Regions from separate parts of the Homo sapiens genome. Here region 1 is linked to region 2. The links are chromatin loops, found by intact Hi-C in ENCODE. Cell type or tissue: heart right ventricle. All regions are shown on one strand. Links, peaks and the distances in the headings refer to the core of each region. The heading gives the core; the rest is flanking DNA. Region 1 overlaps CDK14 (cyclin dependent kinase 14). Region 2 overlaps CDK14 (cyclin dependent kinase 14).

Region 1 (2,922 bases), core at 188-2,687, 66 kb after region 2:
ATGTGATTTTACAAAGGAGGAAAGTGAAGCACAGAGAGGTTAACTAACTGCCCAAGGTTATTCCTCTTAACAGAGGAATTATTCCATAAGCATTATTCCACTATCATGCCAATGAAGTATTCAAATGAAAATCACCCCAAAGGCAACAGATTCTTTAAATGTCCCCATTTAAATGTCCCCATCTCTGGCTTTGCCAAGGGCACTTTCCTCAGGGGAGAAAATCAAGAGAGCAAGAGAGCAAAGCAGGACTTGTATTTCACTGGCACAGCATAACCTGGGTGCTGGTTCACTTCTTATCACCCATGGGCTCTGTGACTTCCCACAAGTTACTTAGCTTCTCAGGGCCTTAGACTCTGTCACCTGTAAAATGAGGAGCTCATGATAAATGATACCAGAATTTCTTTCAGTTCTAAATGCCTGTGGTTTAAACTGATGGACTTGTTGTATACCAATTCTCCTAAGTTCCAAACATGTGAAAGTGTTCCTCAAAGTATTGACAAAGTTGTTTAAAATAAAGCACACAAATGCTTTTTCCAAAGTGAAGTGACCTCATGGAGGGACGTGCCAATTTTTCTTACTCCTTTGTTGAAATATAATTGTTTTTACTCCCTGGAAGGACTCTGAAGCTCCTGCCAGACAAGCTCTAGCAAGCAGCATATTTAATCCTTTTGTAATGCAGGGAGTTCTTTGACTACCACTAGGCAGCTGTTACATTTGCTCCAGAGACCCTTGCTACATGGGTAGGGCACCGTATGAATTGAGCCAGCCTTGCTGTATGAGATAGAGCAACTTTTGCACACAAGCCTCAATACATTTATAACCTCCTAGACCTTCAAGTGACAACAGAAGAATCAGTCCTAGCAACAGTGGCTGTAATAACACAAGCCAGGCTCAAAAGTGAAGAATGCTTAGTGAGGTCCCAGCACACAAGGATTAGAAACCCGTTAAAAACTAGTCACCAGATGACCTACAGTGACAAGGCATGTCATAATAATCTTGATGATAACACTGAGAATTTGGGTTAATGCCACCAGACACAGAAGGCATGTGGTTAAATACAGGGTTATCTAAATATGTAGACTTAAAGACCATACCCAGTCACTGCCCAATTTCATCACTAAGACTAGCATATATTCCAAAGAACTTGTAACAACAGGTTCTATGAACATAACTAACAAACAATTCGGCACAAGGACCTCCATGTGTGGCTATGTAGATCACGTACTCAAAATTCCAGAGGGTGCAATTTACGTAAGCTGTCTATGAATAGTGTCCCTCAGAGTTGTACACTACAGTGGCCCTGCTCAACACACTTCTAAAATAGAAATGAAGCTAGAAAAAAGGGCAGCAATAGATATTTTGCAAAAGATGTTTTGTTTTGGCTTTTAATTTCAGTTTGAGAAAAAGCATTAGGCAAATTTCAGACTCTCAAGAATTTCCACAGGACTCTTGCAGCAGACATAGAACTCAATTCACCAGTGCCTTAACATTTTGGCAGAAAAGTTTTCAGAATCACTGGGGAATAACCATATGACGAATGTCTGTTCCATCTCTAAAAGCCAAGCAGTCATGGTTGAAGGCAATTCACACAGTGGCTGCACTCCATGGTTTTGTCAGTTTCTACCTCCTGTGACTCAGGAGCCACTGCTTTGCAGTTGGGCCACAAAAAGGTATTCAAGAAACAAGACCATTCCCTCCTGATGGGTCCATTCACCTGAGACATGTGGTCAGTGTATGCATTTCCATGGGAGGGCCAAATAGTCACACTTCACTAAACCAATCCAACCAGGAGAAAGTCATTCGGAACTTAAGGAAAAGTCAGAGCTACAGAGCATGTTATAGAAAATGCTTATTTTTCCACCATTTGAAGAGATTCAAACTAAGTTTCTGAAAGATCATTGAATTGAATACAGTTTATAAACAGTAAACTACACAGAAAATATGTACCTATTTGTACTGTATGACACTGATATTGTATGTATATATCAATACACATTATTTTATCTGTTAGTTCGTCACATTTTGACACCAGAAATTCTCTTTTATCTTCTCACTGCACTTAGCAGGGTGCCAGGAACACAGTAATAATAGTTACCACTTAATGTTACATTTATCAGGTACCGAGTATAGAGCTAAGCATTTTTATATTAATACATTCAATCTCTACAGCAAAGCTAAGAGGTAGGCAATATTATTATTCCCATCTTACAGAGGAAGAAACTGGGGCTGAGAGAAATTAAGTAACTTGCCCAGGTTAGTAAATGGTAGAGCCAATATTTGAGTTAGTAAATAGATACTTGAGTTAGTAAATAGATATTTGAGTTAGCCAGTATTTGATTTAGCAAATTGTAGAATTAGTAAATGGTAGAGCCAATATTTGACCCCAGGGGGTGTGATGCTCCAATCTATGCTCTTAGCCATCACACTACTCTTTCTCAACATTCTACACGTTCAATAACTGTTACTAAAATGATTATGCATGGATCCTTCATTACAGAAGCACTGTAAACCATTATCTTCTCCAAAATAGGTCAAACATTTACTTTATATCTATGCCATTAATTTCTCAGAAAATGCTATTTAACTTTAAGCTCAATCCTTATCCATTTCACAGTAATTTTCTAATTAGTGGAGTCCAAATTAATAAGGTCGTGCTTTTACTGTTGGAGTCAATCCAAAAAATCTGCACCCATGAGCACGTGCGTGCACACACACACACACACACACACACAGAGAGAGAGAGAGAGAGAGAGAGAGAGAGAGAGAGAGAAGCATTCCCTGGCTCCAGGATTCCATCCCCTCCAAAAACCCCAGACTGCTGAGCTCTTTCTGAATTACTTGGAACTTTCCCACCGCCCTTTGTACCATTCTTGGACACTTTCCTTCATTTCTACCTTATATCATTATTTGTATAAGCTTGAC
Region 2 (2,922 bases), core at 297-2,796:
TCTCTGAAGAGGTTGAATCAGAGAATTCAACTGGGGCTTGGATACCAGGCAGAGTGGATATCAGATTGAAGAGTCATACCGAATGAAAAAAAAAAAAATCATGAGAAAGTTGGCATAGAGAACTGAAGGGTCCTCAGTCCCTTCTTGATCATCTCAGAATAGTGACAGCTAGGTTTATATGTCCTAAAAAAAATAAATTGGGTAAGTCCATTTTGTGAGAAACACCCAGTAACAAAAACAAGATCAAGAGACAGCGACATTTGAGAGTACTTAAATAAAACGACTAGGTCTTCACCAAGAGTCCCTATGCTGAAGCCAACCAACTGACAAGCCACCCAGGCACAGAGCTTCCAATCAACTTCTGAGTACATTACTCATAACATAAACTGACAGCCAACAGTTTCTCTCCAAGAGGCATGACATAGACCCACCAAAAATCTCAACAGGTAAGGCAGAGACCAAAACAAATAAACAGAAACAAGAAACTCAAAGGAAATCCAGAAATAATTCAGAGAATATGTAAAAGGAAAAAAAATTCCCCAAGCTACATTTTGTATCCTCAGAAACATATGAAGTGATATGTTATTCATTGAAATAGAACAGGATACTTTTTAAAAGAGCATTCAAAGAATAAGAAAGAGTTCATGGAAATAAATATTAGTATAATTAAAAATCCAATTGAAGGGTTAAAAATTAAAAGTTAAAAAAACCCAGAAGGTAGGAAAAAAAAGATTTAAAATAATAGGGAAAAGAAAAGGTAACTAGAAGATCAATCCAATAATGCCAACATCCAACTAATAAAAATGTTATCGTAAAAGAGAAGATTACAAAAAATTAAATAAACATATAAGAAAATTTTTGAAACTGAAAGAAATTAACTCAAAAATTGAAAACACCCATTGATACCAAGAAAAAGGATGACACCAGGGATGAAAAGAAAGTCCTAGAAAGTTCCACAAACAAAAAAGCAGATAAAGGATGAACTGGGAAACCAGAATAGTCTAGGGATTTCAATACAATCTAGGCACCTAGAAAACAATAAAACAAGGTATTCAAAAGTCTAAGAAAAAATTATTTTCTAAACTAAAATCACATACTTGGCCAGATTATTAATCAAGTAATCAACGACAGATAAAATCATAGTCATATGACAAACCCCCCATCACCCTTTCTCAAGAAGCTACTGCGAGGATGTACTTTAAAACAATGAAATAAACCAAGAACAAGAAAGACATGTAACCCAGAGAATGGGTATTTAACATTAAAAAAGGAGGAAAAAATTCTCAGAAAAGGACGCCTTATGACTATAGGATTAGAGGTTAACCAATCTATATTAAATTAGGACTATGAAGAACTGCCAGGGCAATCTCAGTGGGGGAGAAAAACTGATAGATTATCTGATTTGTTTTGGAGGCATTTTACAGTTTTGTCATATAGTTGCAGGCCTCAAATTGTGTTTAAAATTATCTTAATTTGAATGAAGGAAAAGTAGACAATGACAACTAAGAAAATGAAGAAGTTGTGCAAGGAAGGAAATTTATTCATAGCATACTTGTGGTTTCCCTGACCAAAATTTACATTATCATACAATTGTAAATAATGTATATTAATTTAAGCCAAAAAGTAGGAAAAAATGTATTTGAGAATAGAAATATAACAGAGAATATTCTCTCTTGGTGTGTTCCTTTCTAACTTGTAAATCACTAGTTATATCTAAAGTCTGTTTCCCTCTAACACTTCTTTCTGGACATTCTCTTCTTTCCTTTGGTCCTACTGAATCTACCCTACACAGATTTCTACTCCAGCATTTTCCATTCAGTACAGGGCTTTGTCCTGGAAAAGAACTTCAACTTGTCACTTTACAGAGTCACATGAGAAAGACTGGTGGAGTACCCCCCCAAAAAAAACTGGATTAACGCAAGTGAACAAATTTTGATATTTATTCTGCAATGAAATTCCTTGTGAATTTGCTAATTTCAAAACTATCCTTACTGCCTACACAGTAAAGTTCAATAACCTCTCCAAGGGTTTGAAATACAAAAGACTTTTAATTATAAATTCCTCTAACTAGAAACAATTAAGGGGGAAAAATGATTTTTCCAAAAATAAGTTGAATCATTTCATTCATTTGCTTGCTTAGTGCTTATAAATAAGGAGTCCATATATAGTTTGCTCTCTCTCTTCCAAAACATTCAACCACCCTGGGAGAGAATGCATAATAAGGCACTGATAAAGTTTCCTGCTGTCTTCCAGCACCGCATGCTATCATAAGAAGGCTATTCCTTCTGTTTACCCAGTGATAAACAAAAAGACTGCACTTACCGAGCTGGGGCTGGAGTGCCGCCTAACTTTAGGTGACTCTTTGCCAGTGGAGGAGGTCTTAAAGTTAATGCAAGCATTGTTCTCAGAATGCACCCTCTTTACTTGATTAGCTGGTTTCTCAAATGGGTCAAAAGTGCTCTGTGTCCTCTGAACTCTGACTTTTTTATCCTCAGGAATTGTGTCCAGGGGTTTGATCACTGAGTCCATTCCCTGGCAGTTCCGTGTAGACATCTTTGTGACACATATCTGAGAAAAGAAGAAATTAAATTCAGAACTCTTCACTGCAACTTTAATATCACTAAACATGCCAATATATAACTCTAGAAAGCATGCCAATTTCAGTTTCAGGAAATACCCAAAAAGCCCACATTCTAAAAGCTGCATCAGCATAAATTACAGTACAAAAAAATCCTCACAATCATTGTGTTTACACTTAGATCTCACACTAGAGCTTACACTAAAAAATCTACCTCTAAAATGAGAAACTTAAGGCCCAGGCTGCTAGTAGTACCCTAACATGATTCTTGAACTCTGTCACACGTTTTACCATCTGACTGGAAGTGGTTTATTTCTGAATCATTAAGAGGTTGGGTAACTAGC

The links. Peaks named below come from ENCODE experiments on the same cell type or tissue, not always from the same donor. Only the 100,000 strongest peaks of a DNase experiment are listed, where the experiment ranks them.
Region 1: it touches region 2 in a loop (3-fold over the local background); 3 of 110 quality-filtered maps call a loop at or near these places.

What each region holds. Positions count from the first base shown.
Region 1 is chr7:90,659,686-90,662,607 of GRCh38, reverse strand. All of the region lies in intron 2 of CDK14 (cyclin dependent kinase 14), which reads right to left. Among named protein-coding and RNA genes, the nearest start is that of CDK14, 65 kb to the right of the region's middle. In heart right ventricle, for the core only: no CTCF peak of the experiment used is centred there; a DNase peak (open chromatin) is centred at 1,618; H3K27ac peaks cover 1,960 bases.
Region 2 is chr7:90,726,213-90,729,134 of GRCh38, reverse strand. It overlaps CDK14 (cyclin dependent kinase 14), which reads right to left. Exons shown (of 15, transcript NM_001287135.2): 3 at 2,323-2,568. Among named protein-coding and RNA genes, the nearest start is that of CDK14, 130 kb to the right of the region's middle. In heart right ventricle, for the core only: no CTCF peak of the experiment used is centred there; no DNase peak of the experiment used is centred there; H3K27ac peaks cover 1,523 bases.